Regions from separate parts of the Homo sapiens genome. Here all the other regions are linked to region 2. The links are chromatin loops, found by intact Hi-C in ENCODE. Cell type or tissue: B cell. All regions are shown on one strand. Each heading gives the region's core, and the rest is flanking DNA. Links, peaks and the distances in the headings are about the cores only.

Region 1 (4,628 bases), core at 1-4,000, 410 kb before region 2:
ATACCTATGTAACAAACCTGCATGTTCTGCACATGTATCCCAGAACTTTAAGTTAAAAAATAAGCCAGGCGCGGTGGCTCACGCCTGTAATCCCAGCACTTTGGGAGGCCGAGGCGGGCAGATCACCTGAAGTCGGGAGTTCGAGACCAGCCTGAGCAACAAGGAGAAACCCCATCTCTACTAAAAATACAAAATTAGCTGGGCGTGGTGGTGCATGCCTGTAATCCCAGCTACCCAGGAGGCTGAGGCAGGAGAATTGCTTGAACCCGGGAGGCGGAGGCCATGGTGAGCTGAGATCACGCCACTGCACTCCAGCCTGGGCAACAAGAGTGAAACTCCGTCTCAAAATAAATAAATAAATAAAAATAAAAAGAGAGACTAATACAGTTGGAAAAAAAAGATTAGGCAGGACTTGTTGAGTGATTGAATATTGGCTGGAAAGGAGGCAAGGACAATCCCAGCTGTAACCTGGGTACATGGAGAGAAGAAGCAGGCCACTTTCCACACACCCACCTTGATATCCTCCTTGGTAAGCCGCGGCCAGGCCACCTTTTCCTTCCATTTTCTCACAAAACAAGTAATAGAGCGGGAAGAGCGCTTATCCTGGGAGTCCTGCCAGATAGAGAGCCTCATTCTTAGGGTCTGGGGTTTAGAATTAATCTCCAGTTTCCCTGGGCAGCCCGGTTTCCATCCAAACCTTACTGTCCCATTTCACCCTTACCTTGGAGTTCACTTTGGCATAGAACTCAATCTCATTGTACAACTCCACTCCATCGGCATTCTTGCAGCTGAGGAGACAATGAAGCTGAGGAGATGCGGAATACTCCGTGTGGGGACATTAGGAAAGGGGTAGATTCCTGGGAAGCCAGGCCCTCGGACGGCAGGGCCACTACCTGAACACAATGCGGTGATCCTCAATAAGCACGTGGACATCGGTGCTGTCCTCAACACAAAACTCCATGAACACATACCTGGGCCTGTCGTACCACAAGGTCCGGGCGTGCTGCCTGAAGAGAAGTTGAGGTGTGGCTTCATAGGGGTGGGAGAGGGAAGACTGAGGTCATTTGGGAAGGGACTACCCAGGGACCTTTGATGCCACAGTTTTTTCAAAGTGGAGCTAAATGAGACAGAAGGGGTGAAAGGGAAGGGAATGACAGGAGTGGGTGGGTGTGGTGAATGTGAACCTGGGAAGAATAGAACGTGCAAGACTAGGAAACTAGGAGGTCAGGGAGAACATTCAGGTCACACCTTCCCTCACCCCACAGTTACAGAGACCAGGGGTCCGGGGCTCCCGTGGGGCCTCACAGAACCTGGAGCGCCCAGAAGACTTGGAGCAGGGAATCTCCAGGGAAAAGGGCCAGGGGGAGCACCGGAGCCGGAAACACTCACCGTGCCATTGCGGCTCCCGCTCCAGGGTGGCATTTAGAGTTCCAGGCAGGGGCCGCTATCTTTAGATCCTGGGGACGCCCCCAGCAGCTGCCTCTCCTTATATGGTCGGGAGAGCAGTTGAGAGGAAGAGAGAACATGACCTGGCAGCCAAGGGATCTGCACTCTGGAGATACTCTGGGACAGCTTCATCCTTGCAGCCCTTCACCGTGGGGTCTTCAGAAATGCATAGACTATGAAGAGACAACCCATCTGCTGGAACCAGGGCAAAGGCTGCCCTAGACGCTACACACAGGGAATGACTTTTCCCCGGTATCATTCACCTGTTTCTCCGACGCTTACTGCTCAGTGTCTGATTCACAATAGGCGCTCAATAAAACATTATTGTCCTGAATTAAATTCCCGGGGAAGGCGCGCCCTCGGGGACTTGGGTACTTCAGGCCCCGCCCACCACTCCCCTGGGGTTCCAGGCCACCGCGCCGTTGCCATGGCAGCAGGGGGGCGCGGCTGACGTGCGGTGGTGTTTCCGGGAAGATGGCGGCTGTCGAAGCGGCTGCAGAGCCGGTAACGGTGGTGGCGGCTGTTGGGCCAAAGGCGAAAGACGAAGAGGAGGAGGAAGAGGAGCCGCTGCCACCGTGCGAGGCGGTGCGCTGGGCCCCAGTGGGGGCGGTGGCGGAGGCCCGGCCTGGGGCAACCGCGTTTTTAGAAGAGGCGACGGCCGAGGAGCCTGGCGCGGCCCCGGGCTCCCCGCCGGATTCGCCGGGCCGGACGCTGCGGCGGCTGCGGGCAGAGCGGCGGCGGCTGGACTCGGCGCTGCTGGCGCTGTCCTCGCACTTCGCGCAGGTGCAGTTCCGCCTGCGCCAGGTGGTGCGCGGGGCGCCGGCGGAGCAGCAGCGCCTTCTGCGGGAGCTCGAAGACTTCGCCTTCCGCGGCTGCCCTCACGTCCTAGGTTACGAAGGGCCCGGCGACCCCGCCAGCGATGAGGGCGATGGGCTGCCAGGGGACCGGCCATGGTTGCGGGGCGAGGACCAGGTGAGTGGCTGGAGCCGGGCCGCGAGGAATATGGGAATAGTGGGGTCGTGTGGGTGGCGATCCAGACCCGGATGATGGTGCATGCGGGGAGAAGCCTCCCCGACTCGGTCGGTGAGTACGTGTGTCGGAGACCAGGGGACTGGAGTGCGGGGCCGGCTGAAGGGCAAGAGGACAGAGGCCTGGGAACCTGAGGGTGAGCGGTGTGCACGGAGGATGTGGAGAGATGTCGGTGCGTGATGACGTGAGTGGTAGAGGAGCGGTGAGCGAAGTGAGTCGTTGAGAGGGCAGCAGAGCAGCCAAGAGCAGTGCTGCGCCCACTCACCTTTCCCTCACGTATCTCAGTCTTGAACACTTTGGCTGCTAGAGGACCCCGACTCTGGGGATTGGGAAAATTGGCAAAGGAAAGGAAAGTGAGTTGGAATCCGTGGAAATTTAGGTTAACTCCCTGTCCCTGCTTTCCTGAAATCTAGGCAGTCTTTACACTTCTTTGGGTGGGAGTTTGGATTAACAGCAGGGTCTCTTAGTAACTGAAATAAACACAACTCTTGATTAGATAAATTTCCTAATGTTGGAATTTTTCCTTTTTAAGAGACGGGAGGGTCTTGGTATGTTGCCCAGGCTGGTCTCGAACTCCTGGTCTCAAGCCATCCTCCCGCCTCAGCCTCAGGACTACAGGCGTGTGCCACCGTGCAGGCTATAATGTTGAAATTTTTAAACTCTTCCTCCATCCTGCTTAATCATTAGGCATTCTGAATGAGGTCCTCTGATAACTGACAAGATCGATTCAGTGTGCCTACCCCAGAAGTAGTGAAACTATGTATAAGACACCAGGTAAACGTTTCCTTACAAGCTTTGCATCTCTGGAAGTGCACAAAGTGCTGGCTTTATTGGAAGTGTTGAGGTACACTGCCTTTTCACTTTTTTTTTTTGAGACAGAGTCTCACTCTGTCACCTAGGCCAGACTGCATTGGCGCAATTTCTGCTTACTGCAACCTCTGCCTCCTGGGCTCAAGCAATCCTCCTGCCTCAGCTTCCCCAGTATCTGGGACTACAGGTGTGTGCCACCACACCCAGTTAATTTTGTTTATTTTTTGTTGAGGCGGGGTTTCACCACATTGCCCAGGCTGGTCTCGAACTCCTGAGCTCAAGCGATCTGCCCTCCTCAGCCTACCAAAGTGCTGGGATTAGAGAAGTGAGCCACCATGCCCCATCCCTTTTCACCATTTTATTCTTCAAACTACAATCTACATGTGGCTTTCTTCCCACTTACATTGGTTTTAGCCAAGAAGATTTATCAAGCAGATAATGATTTGTTTATTTTAGTCTGAACTGTTTCCAGTGCAATCCTGTGTTTACTGTTCCACCCTTCTCCACATACCTGCAACTCCTTACACAAGGAGCAGCCACCTCAAACTGTCAGATTTAAGGGCTAGAAAGGGGTGGACAGCACCAAAGGTTCTACATGATAGGAAACTCTGTTGTTCATTTTCACCTTTAGAAACAGTAGGCCAACCCCATTTTCCATGATGTGATTATGACACATTGCATGCCTGTAGCAACATTTCATGTACCCCATAAATATATACACATACTATGTACCCATAAAAATTAAAAACTAGCCCAGCGCAGTGGCTCACGCCTGTAATCCTAGCACTTTGGGAGGCCAAGGCGGGCGGATCACCTGAGGTTGGGAGTTCGAGACCAGCCTGACCAACATGATGAAACCCCGTCTCTACTAAAAATACAAAAAAAAAAAAAAAAAACTAGCCAGACATGGTGGCACATTCCTGTAATCCCAGCTACTCGGGAGGCTGAGGCAGGAGAATCGCTTGAACCTGGGAGGCAGAGGTTGCGGTGAGCCAAGATCGTGCCATCGCACCCCAGCCTGGGGCAACAAGAGTGAAACTCTGTCTCAAAAAAAAACACACAAAAAATTAAAAACTGAAAAAAAAAAAAAGACTGTGTGCAGTGGCTCATGACTGTAATCCCAACACTTGGGGAGGCGAAGGCTGGAGGAGGATCACTTGAGCCCAGGAGTTGGAGGCTGCAGAGAGCTATGATCATACCGCTGCACTCCAGCCTGAGTAACAGAGCAAGACCCTGTCTCAAAAAAAAAAGGCAAAAGAAACATTGTACCACCTTAAAAAAAAAAAAAAAAAGTAGTGCTCAATCCACCTACAAGTTGTAATCTTGTATTTATACATTGAATA
Region 2 (5,865 bases), core at 1,161-5,160:
CTCGGGAGGCTGAGGCAGGAGCATTGCCTGAACTCGGGAGGCAGAGGTTGCAGTGAGCCGAGATGGTGCCGTTGCACTCCAGCCTGGGTACCAAGAGCTAAACTCCATCTCAAAAACAAAAAACAAACAAACAAACAGAGTAAGTTGAAGTCCAGCCTGGGCAACACACCACTGGAATCCATCCCTTTGAAAGGTCATCACCCCTCCACAGCCAAGCTGAGATTTAAAGCCCTCCAAGTAAAGTCGAACATGTTCCCTACTTGGAAATGAATATTCTTGTTTTGGGTCCTAGGATACTCTCCATAAATCATGAACCTTATGATACTTAAAGGAGTAAGAAAACCTACCAACTATCCTAAACTACCCGGCGCAGTCTTTTCTTTCTAACCTTGCAAACAGGTTGTATCCCAGGAGAGGGAGCCCCATTCCTGGAGGTACTGCAATACCAGGTCGACGCGTGGAGTGGACAGAGCAAGCTCCTATTTCATCTCCCTGCTCCAAAAATCTATCTAATATAATTGTTCTCTGATAGAGGACGTATCAGATATTAAACTGATAAGAACAGATACTACACTTGATCTTAGCCAAAAGGACGAGAAGAGATGTCGTCGCCTTCCTCCCTGCCATCACCGTCCCACTCTCATCTACATTCAAGACGCGGTGAGAGCCCCAGCCTCGCTCCTTGCCTCATTCACTTTGTCTTGTCCACACCAATATTGACGCCATTACACACTCGGGCTGATTTCTTATTCTCCACGTTTTAAAAGAAAAATCTGCCGGGCGCAGTGGCTCACGCCAGTAATCCTAACACTTTGGGAGGCCGAGGCGGGTGGATCACAAGGTCAGGAGATCAAGACCATTCTGGCAAACACGGAGAAATCCCGTCTCGACTCAGGAGCTCGAGACCAGCCTGGGGAACACGGTGAAACCCCATCTCTACTAAAAATACAAAAAAATTAGCCGGGCGTGCCGGGCGCGGTGACTCACGCCTGTAATCCCAGCACTTTAGGAGGCCGAGGCAGGTGGATCACGAGGTCAGGAGATCGAGACCATTCTGGATAACACGGAGAAACCCCGTCTCTATTAAAAATACAAAAATTAGCCGGGCGTGGTGGCACGTGCCTGTAGTCCCAGCTACTTGGGAGGCTGATGCAGGAGAATCTCTTGAACCTGGGAGTCCGAGGTTGCAGTGAGCCAAGATTGCGCTACTACACTCCAGCCTGGGCGACAGAGTGAGACTCCATCTAAAAAAAAAACAAAAACAAAAAAACAAAAATTAGTCAGGCGTGGTGTCGCGCGCCTGTAATCCCAGCTACTAGGGAGGCTGGGCAGTAGAATCACTTGAACCCGGGAGGCGGAGGTTGCAGTGAACCGAGATCGCGCCACTGCACTCCAGCTTGGGCGACAGAGCGAGACTCTGTCTCAAAACAACAACAAAACAACAACAACAACACAAAAACCAAGAGAAATCTTACACCAGTTCTAGTTCCGGGGTTTCCGGGCTTTCATTTCGAATTTGCATGCCCTGCCCTTTCCCAGGAGGCGTGGCCACCGCGGTTGACTCCACCCCCGGGCCCGCCTCCAGCTAAGGAGCCGCGGCTGGGCTAGGGGCGACTTCCTTGTTTGTATGAGCGAAAAGACTGAACCAAAAGAGACAGGGGGTGAAAACAAGATAGGTCTGTGGAAGAGACCTGTAGGCGGAGAGCGGTCCCTGTTTTCCTGGAGAAAGACGAGTCGCAAGATATCATCACCAGGGGAAACCAGGCTGAGCTGGATCTTTACGTCGTCACCAGTGGGCGGGGAGACCAGCCTTGTACCCACTGGACAGCGGGCCCATTCCGAGTCAGGGAAGCAGAAGGCCTGGAGGAGCTTCGGGGAGCAGGGGCTGGAGTTCCTCTGCCAGGCAGGAGGCTGACACCAGACACCGGGCAGAGGGAGGCGGCGCATGGACGGCGAGGGCCCAGCAAGGATTCTCCCCAGCCCCTGTGCCTGCGTCTCCTGCGGCTTCTGTGCGCGGACCGTGTCCTGTGCTGTGTAGGGAAAGCTGCTTCTCTGCTTGGGACGTGGATTCCTTTACCCTCCTCCTCGCCTGACTACTTCTGACGCGGGTCGTCAGGACTCCGCTTGGGTGTCACCCGTCCAGGAAGCCTCCCTTAATTAAGGGCCCTCGGCACCCACCCCATATGTGATTAGCAGCCCTCCTGTGTATTTCATCGCACCTCGTTGTTTATATCAACTACTCCACTCACCACCCTTCTGGGCAGTCCTTTATCTCCCCCTCTGAAATCCGATCGCTGAGGGCTGGGACCCTCATCAGTACTTATCCCCGTTTCTCTGCGCTAGTCTAATTAGTGCCTGGCAAGTTGAAGGCGCTCAGTAAACGTTTGTGGAGCGAAGAAACGACGGATAGGGCGTAATGAGCACGACACACGCAATCAGAGAGGACGCAGTTAGGAGGCTATTGGCCCGGGGCAGGCGTGAAGGGGGAAGATCGGGCTCGGGGTGGGAGGACACCAGAGGGCGGGGTGACTGTCGGGGTGCTCTGGAGGAAGATGGGCGTCAAGGCCCCCAGCAAGGTTGGGATAAATTTTCTCTCTGAGGCACAGACTGCCGCCTGTAGCGTCAGCATTTACCATTCCCGTCCTCCTTCCTAACACAACAGTTGAGATGAGAGTTTATGGCTCTTTTATTTGATTTCAGAAAAGCAAGAAGGTATCATAGATCCGATAGTGACACTCAGTCAGTCATGCTCCCCCTGCAGGATGGAAAGCCGGATGGCAGGGATTGCCTGGTGAACAACCAGGTCAAAAAATATAAACTGTGCCTTTCCCAATGCCAGCCTCGGGTCCGAGGGCTCTACGTGCATTATCTCTTTTAGTTCACTCGACAGCCCTAAGAGATGGGCGTTATTATTAGCCACGGCCAGGATTAGGGTGAGGTCATTCCTCTAGGTTCGAATTTCAGGGGGTGATCCTCCAGAACCCTTCAGTAATCAAAATAAATAATAGTTCAATGCAATATATCTTATCTCGATTATAAGATAATCAAGCCATTTATCTGGATTGCTGAGTCTTTTGGTGCCCCCTTATTTTTTTTTTTAACCTCTCAGCAAGTGTTTCCCTCATTTCACTTTACCCCAGTCTCCACCGAGTCATTGTCATCTCCATTCTATTACCCTGTGAAGTGCAATATGGCAGCCACCCACCTCGGCCTCCCAAAGTGCTGAGATTATAGGCGTGAGCCACTGCGCCTGGCCTGTCTGTCTGTCTGTCTATCTATCTATCTATCTATCTATCTATCTGTTCTTTTTTCTGAGACGGAGTCTCGCACTGTCGCCCGGGCTGGAGTGCAGTGGCGCTATCTCAGCTCACTGCAACCTCCGCCTCCCGTGTTTAAGCGACTCTCCTGCGTCAGCCTCCCAAGTAGCTGGGACTACAGGTGCGTGCCACCACACCGGACTGATTTTTTGTATTTTTAGTAGAGACGGGGTTTCACCGTGTTAGCCAGGATGGTCTCCATCTCCTAACCTCGTGATCCGCGTGCCTCGGCCTCCCAAAGTGCTGGGATTACAGGCATGATCCACCGCGCCTGGCCATATCTATCTATATTTTGAGACAAGGTTTCCCTCTGTTGTCCAGGCTGGAGTGCAGTGTTACAATCACGGTTCACTCACCATACACCAAGATAAATGCCAAGTGGGCCAAAGATTTCAAAGTGAAAAAAATGGAACTATAAAAGTATATAAGGGCCAAGGCCAGGCGCGGTGGCTCACGCCTGTAATCCCAGCACTTTGGAAGGCCGAGGAGGGCAGATTACGACGTCAGGAGTCAGAGACCAGCCTGGCCAATGTAGTGAAACCCCATCTCTACTAAAAATAAAATTAGCTGGGTGTGATGGCACGCACTCGTAGTTCCAGCTACTCAGGGGGCTGAGGCGGGAGAATCGCTTGAACTCGGAGGTGGAGGTTGCAGTGAGCCAAGACCATGCCACTGCCCTCCAGCCTGGGTGACAGAGTGCGACTCTGTCTCAAAAAAAAAAAAAAGTATATGAGGGCCAAGCACGGTGGTTCATGCCTGTAATTCCAGCACTTTGGGAGGCCAAGGTGGGCAGATTGCTTGAGCCCAAGAGTTTGAGACCAGCCTGGGCAATATAGCAAGACCTCGTCTCTACAAATAATTTTTAAAAATAAAAATAAAAATTGTAAAAAAAAAGACCAAAAAAAAAAGTATAGAGGACACCAGGGGTGGTGGCTCATGCCTGTAATCCCAACACTTTGGGAGGGCAAGGTGGGAAGATCACTTGAGCCCAGCAATTCAAGACCAGCCTGAACAACACAGGGATACCCTGTCTCTACAAAATACTAATAATAGGCCGGGCATGGTGGCTCATGCCTGTAATCCCAGCACTTTGGGAGGCTGAGGTGGGCGGAGCACCTGAGGTCGGGAGTTCGAGACCAGCCTGACCAACGTGGAGAAACCCCATCTCTACTAAAAATACAAAATTAGCCAAGTGTGGTGGCGCATGCCTGTAATCCCAGCTACTGGGGAGGCCGAGGCAGGAGAATTGCTTGACCCAAGGAGGCGGAGGTTGTGGTGAGGCGAGATGGTGCCATTGCACTCCAGCCTGGGCAACAAGAGCAAAACTGTCTCAAAAAAAAAAAAAAAAAAAATAGGCTGGGCACTGTGGCTCACGCCTGTAATCCCAGCACTTTGGGAAGCCGAGGCCGAGGTGGGCGGATCACGAAGTCAAGAGATCGAGACCATCCTGGTCAACATGGTGAAACCCTGTCTCTACTAAAAATACAGAAATTAGCTGGGCGTGGTGGTGCGTGCCTGTAGTCCCAGCTGCTTGGGAGGCTGAGGCAGGAGAATCGCTTGAACCTGGGAGGTGGAGGTTGCAGGGAGCCGAGGTGGTACCATTGCACTCCAGCCTGGGTGACAGAGCGAGACTCCATCTCAAAAATAAAATAAATAAATAAATAAATAAAATAAATAGTAATAATAAATAAAAATTAGCCAGGCATGGTGGTGTGCATCTGTGGTCTTAGCTACTTAGGCAGGCTGAGGCGGGAGCATCACTTGAGCCCAGGAGGTTGAGACCAGCCTGAGCAACATAGTGAGACACCATCACTATTAAAAGGAAAAAATGTAGTAAAATATGAAGCTTTTTTCTTTCTTCTTCCCTCTCTCTCCACTTGTCACCATGTTTTTCACTTTCTATTTCATGATCACACTCCTCAGGCACAGGACAGAGGTAGGAGAGTGCAGACTCTTGCAGGAGTCCAGAGGCCCTCTGTCCCACAACTTAGGATGGTCCCTGTGACCTCAAAACTCACTAGTCAAGTAGGAGGTCTGAGCTCCCAGTGGAGTAACCAGCCATCCAGTTTGCTAGGGGATTAGGGGTTTCCTGGAATATGGGACTTTGAGAACTAAAACTGGCAAAGTTCCAGGTGATCAGGGAGAGTTGGTTACCCTAGAGCTCTGAGCTGTGCCAGACCTCAGAGTGGGCTCCAAATTTTGGGGGAAATGAGAACAACCATCCTGATATAGTTCACAGGTGGCTTTCCCCAAGGGTGGCACATGCTGAAAGGATGCAGTCAGGGGGATGCAGCTGGTCTTCGGTGGTCTCCGGAGCCCACAGGGAGGCAGAGGAGCCCCCCCACCCCACGAACTATAGGCTTATTGCCTTTCGCACACCAAGTCCCAAGAGCCCATAACACCTCTTTCGACCATCAAGGCCCTCATTCTGCTCCTCAGGAAGTCCTGGCACCCAGGCCATGAAATCTGGCTTTGAGACTGACATTCTTGCTGAGACTGGGGTATTCTCCTTTTACCCATATCTAAGAGCCTGTGAGTTTCCTTTTGT
Region 3 (4,628 bases), core at 1-4,000, 380 kb before region 2:
TTGGCGTCCCAAAGTGCTGGGATTACAGGTGTGAGCCACTGCACCCAGCCAGGAAACTTTTTAATTGAATCTTCACACACTTAAGTATTAAGGCATCTCTATTGAGACAGACTTCTATTAAGTAGCTTGCCTACTCAGGGTCACAGAAATGGGGCTGAATTTAAAACTTTTGAGGAAAAATACAGCAAATTTTTTTCCACTCTACCTCAAGGCCCAAGTGTAAATACTGTTCCTACCAGGTTTGGATCCATGCTTTGATTCCTAGCCCTGTGACCTTGGGCAAGTTTCTAATGCTCTGTGCCTCAATTTTCTCATCTGTAAAGTGAAGAAAATAGAACCAACTTCATGGCATTGTTTTGAAGAGTTAATTCATGTAAGGCACAAGCGTGTTGGGCAGACGATAGCTCTCCTTGCTGGCCACTGTTAACAGTTTTGTGAACTTTTTTCTTTTTTTTTTTTTTGAGCCAGAGTCTCGCTCTGTCACCCAGCTGGAGTGCAGTGGCACGATCTCGGCTCACTGCAAGCTCCGCCTCCCGGGTTCAAGCGATTCCCCCGTCTCAGCCTCCCGAGTAGCTGGGACTACAGGCGCATGCCACCACGCCCGGCTAATTTTTGTATTTTTAGTAGAGACAGGGTTTCCCCATGTTGGTCAGGCTGGTCTCAAACTCCTGACCTCAAGTGATTCACCGCCTCAGCCTCCCAAAGTGCTGGGATTACAGGCGTGAGCCACTGCACCCAGCCTTTTTTTTTTTTTTTTTTTTTTTTTTAAGAGACAAGATTCACTGTGTTGCCCAGGCTGGCCTCGAACTCCTGGGCTCAAGCAGTCCTCCTGCCTCAACCTGCTGGAACTATAGGCACATGTTACCAGTGGGCCCAGCTGCTGGGATTGGCACTTTTTTTTTTTTTTTAGTCAGAATCTCACTCTGTTGCCCAGGCTGGAGTGCAGTGGTGTGATCCGGCCCGGCTAATTTTTTGTATTTTAGTAGGGACAGGGTTTCACCATGGTGGCCAGGATGGTCTCGTGATCCACCCGCCTGGACCTCCCAAAGTGCTGGGATTACAAGGCATGAGCCACTGCGCCTGGCAGTTTTGTGAACTTGAACTGTGGACTTTATCTGTCCTGATTGTGTTTCTCATTCATTCAGCAATTATTATTTTTTGAGATGGAGTTTCGCTCTTGTCACTCAGGCTGGAGTGCAACAGCGCGATCTTGGCTCAATGCAACCTCTGCCTCCCAGGTTCCAGCTATTCTCCTGCCTCGGCCTCCCAAGTAGCTGGGATTACAGGAATACACCACCACACCCGGATAATTTTTGTATTTTTTTAGTAAAGACGGGGTTTCACCACGTTGGCCAGGCTGGTGTCTAACTTGGGATCTCAGGTGATCTGCCCACCTGGGCCTCCCAAAGTGCTGGGATTACAGGTGTGAGCCACCGCACCCGGCAGTTTTGTGAACTTGAACTATGGGCGTTATCTGTCCTGACTGTGTTTCTCATTCATTCAGCAATTATTGTTTTATTTATTTTTTGAGATGGAGTTTCACTCTTGTCACCCAGGCTGGAGTGCAATGGCACCATCTCAGCTCAATGCAACCTCTGCCTCCGGGTTCCAGCTATTCTCCTGCCTCGGCCTCCCAAGTAGCTGGGATTACAGGAATGCACCTCCACGCCCGGCTAATTTTTGTATTTTTTTAGTAAAGGTGGGGTTTCACCATGTTGGCCAGGCTGGTCTCTAACTCCTGACCTCAGGTGATCTGCCCGCCTGGGCCTCCCAGAATGCTGGGATTACAGGTGTGAGCCGCCGCACCCAGCTCATTCAGCAATTATTTTATCAATGTTCAATGTGCCCAGCATTATTCTAGGCTCTAGGGAAATAATCCATTGACAAAGCAGGGTCTACCAATGGGCTTGTCGGAGATTGCTGGGAATGGTTGATGGGGGCCAGTTTGCAGTTGGGGTGAGGTGGCTTTCCTTGAGGCAGCCTGGCTGAGTGAAGTCGACTTTGCTGACCAAGAAGGCTCCTCCCAGGGGTGGGGAAGCCTCGGCAGGGGGCGGCATGTGAGCGCCAGAAGGCAGGGATTTCACGGAAATGAAAGTGGAAGCAAACAGCCTGCGAGCAGAGCCTCCTGAGGTGTATTTCGGGTCTTGCTGGGGCTGAGAGAGACCACAGCCCTTTGGGGGGTACAAACAAGAGTTCAGTTGCTGTGAATTCTGCCACTGTGCCCAGCTCTGAAGCCTCAGCTCTTGCCAAACAGACCCGAGACCCATGTCAGCCCCACTGGATGCCGTAAGTGAGGAGGAGGGAGTTGGGAAGTGGGGAAACAGGAGTAATCCTCTTGGCTAGGAACCTGCAGATATCTCAGGGCCTGGCAGCCAAGCCTCACCCTGCCCATCTCAGACCTGCTGAAGGGCTGGGGAGAAACACAGGGCTGGGGTTGCCTCTGCAAGAGTTGGTTCCCTAACCTATTGCCTCAGACAGGAGGAGCTCATTAAATCCTGTGTGTGTACACTTCTCTGGAGAGAGAATCTGTAGTTTCCATCAGATACTCAGCGGGTTCTGTGACCCAAATAACAATTGTTCTAGGCCGGGCGTGGTGTCTCACGCCTGTCATCCTAGCACTTTGGGAGGCCTTGGCAATACAGTGAAAATCCGTCTCTACTAAAATACAAAAAATTAGCTGTGTGTGGTGGTGTGCGCCTGTAATCCCAGCTACTTGGGAGGCTGAGACAGGAGAATCACTTGAACCTGGGAGGCGGAGGTTGCAGTGAGCCGAGATTGCATCACTGCACTCCAGCCTGGGTGACACAGCGAGACTCTGTCTAAAAAAAAAAAAAAAAAAATTAAACTAAAGGAATTAGGCTGGGTGTGTTGGCTCACACCTGTAATCCCAGCCAGCACTTTGGGAGGCTGAGGCGTGTGGATCACTTGAGGTTAGGAGTTCGAGACCAGCCTGGCCAACATAGCAAAACCCCATCTCTACTAAAAACACAAAAATTAGCCAGGCATGGTGGCACACACCTGTAATCCCAGCTACTAGGGAGACTGAGGCGGGAGAATTGCTTGAACCTGGGAGGCAGAGGTTGCAGTGAGCCGAGATTGTACCACTATGCTCCACTCTGGGCAACAGAGGGAGACTGTCTCTCACACACACACACACACAAAATTTATATATATATATATATATATATATACTATAAGAATTATACTTTAAGAATCACACTAGGTAATCCATAGATTAACACGGTAAAAACTTATCCCACTGCTTAGCACCTACAGAGCATTCAATATGTGTTTCTTCTTAATATTATTATTGCCAACCTTTTCAGAACCCCAGTTCCCCAAGGACAATCCCTTTTTTTTTTTTTTTTTTGAGACGGAGTCTCACTCTGTCTCCTAGGCTGGAGTACAGTGGCATGATCTCGGCTCACTGCAACCTCTGCCTCCCGGGTTCAAGCGATTCTCCTGCCTCAGCCTCCCAAGTAACTGGGAGTACAGGCACGTTCCACCATGCCTGGCTAATTTTTTGTATTTTTAGTAGAAATGGAGTTTCACCGTGTTAGCCGGGATGGTCTTGATCTTCTGACCTCGTGATCTGCCCCCCTCAAGCTCCCAAAGTGCTGGGATTACAGGTGTAAGCCACCATGCCCGGACTTTTCTTTCCTTTTTTTTTTTTTTTTTTTTTTGAGATGGAGTTTCACTCTTGTTGCCCAGGCTGAAGTGCAATAGCATGATCTTGGCTCACTGCAACCTCTGCCTTCCAGATTCAAGTGATTCTCTTGCCTCAGCATCCCAAGTAGCTGGGATTATAGGCACACATGCCACCACGCCTGGCTCATTTTTTTTTTTTTTTTTTTTTTTTGAGATGGAGTCTCGCTCTGTCACCCAGGCTGGAGTGCAGTGGCAGGATCTCGGCTCACAGCAAGCTCCGCCCCATGGGTTCATGCCATTCTCTTGCTTCAGCCTCCCAAGTAGCTGGGACTACAGGCACCCGCCACCACGCCCAGCTAGTTTTTTGTATTTTTGGTAGAGATGGGGTTGCACTGTGTTAGGCAGGATGGTCTCGAACTCCTGACCTCGTGATCCGCCTGCCTCAGCCTCCCAAAGTGCTGGGATTACAGGCGTGAGCCACCGTGCCCAGCATGGCTAATTTTTTGTAGAGACAGGGTTTCAGCATGTTGGCCAGGCTGGTCTCGAACTCCTGACCTCACATGATCTGCCTCCCTTAGCCTCCCAAAATGCTGAGATTACAGGCTTGAGCCACAGCACCCGGCTTTATATACGTTAAATTGGGCCATCTTTTTCAAATAAAAATCCAGATTTTTTGTTTTTTGGAGACAAGATCTCACTGTTTTTTCCAGGCTGCAGTGCAGTGGCTGGATCATGGCTCACTGCAGCCACCTCCACCTCTAGGGATCAATAGATCCTTCCATCTCAGCCTCCCGAGTAGCTGGGACTACAGGCATGTGCCACCATGCCTGGCTAATTTTTAAATATTTTGTAGAGGTAGAGTTTTGTCCTGTTGCCCAGGCTGGTCTCAGACTCCTGGGCTCAAGCGATCTGCCTCCCTTGGCCTCCCAAAGTGCTGGGATTACAGGCATGTGCCACAACAACCTGCCCAGATTTTTTAT

The links. Hi-C counts contacts between places; a loop is a spot of excess contacts. Peaks named below come from ENCODE experiments on the same cell type or tissue, not always from the same donor. Only the 100,000 strongest peaks of a DNase experiment are listed, where the experiment ranks them.
Region 1: it touches region 2 in a loop (18-fold over the local background); 4 of 110 quality-filtered maps call a loop at or near these places.
Region 3: it touches region 2 in a loop (22-fold over the local background); 4 of 110 quality-filtered maps call a loop at or near these places.

What each region holds. Positions count from the first base shown.
Region 1 is chr17:42,978,657-42,983,284 of GRCh38, forward strand. It overlaps PTGES3L-AARSD1 (PTGES3L-AARSD1 readthrough), which reads right to left and starts at 1,872. Exons shown (of 17, transcript NM_001136042.2): 1 at 1,390-1,872; 2 at 894-1,007; 3 at 722-788; 4 at 514-612. The coding sequence starts at 1,526. It overlaps PTGES3L (prostaglandin E synthase 3 like), which reads right to left and starts at 1,424. Exons shown (of 7, transcript NM_001261430.2): 1 at 1,390-1,424; 2 at 894-1,007; 3 at 722-788; 4 at 514-612. The coding sequence starts at 1,397. It overlaps RUNDC1 (RUN domain containing 1), which reads left to right and starts at 1,909. Exons shown (of 5, transcript NM_173079.5): 1 at 1,909-2,418. The coding sequence starts at 1,921. RefSeq lists an enhancer at 1,836-1,905 and a silencer at 1,976-2,225. In B cell, for the core only: CTCF peaks have their summits at 2,330 and 2,530; DNase peaks (open chromatin) are centred at 1,895 and 2,585; H3K4me3 peaks cover 2,302 bases; H3K27ac peaks cover 2,781 bases.
Region 2 is chr17:43,386,814-43,392,678 of GRCh38, forward strand. LINC00910 (long intergenic non-protein coding RNA 910) reads right to left here and starts at 2,085. Exons shown (of 6, transcript NR_027412.1): 1 at 1,476-2,085. It also overlaps the pseudogene RNU2-4P. RefSeq lists enhancers at 136-651, 652-1,167, 1,458-2,211, 1,665-1,894, 2,212-2,965 and a silencer at 1,808-2,102. In B cell, for the core only: CTCF peaks have their summits at 2,754 (motif pointing left) and 2,954; DNase peaks (open chromatin) are centred at 1,578 and 2,488; H3K4me3 peaks cover 1,968 bases; H3K27ac peaks cover 2,128 bases.
Region 3 is chr17:43,004,683-43,009,310 of GRCh38, forward strand. It overlaps IFI35 (interferon induced protein 35), which reads left to right and starts at 2,102. Exons shown (of 7, transcript NM_001330230.2): 1 at 2,102-2,286. The coding sequence starts at 2,266. RefSeq lists an enhancer at 1,962-2,271. In B cell, for the core only: a CTCF peak has its summit at 2,038 (motif pointing right); a DNase peak (open chromatin) is centred at 2,079; H3K4me3 peaks cover 745 bases; H3K27ac peaks cover 1,128 bases.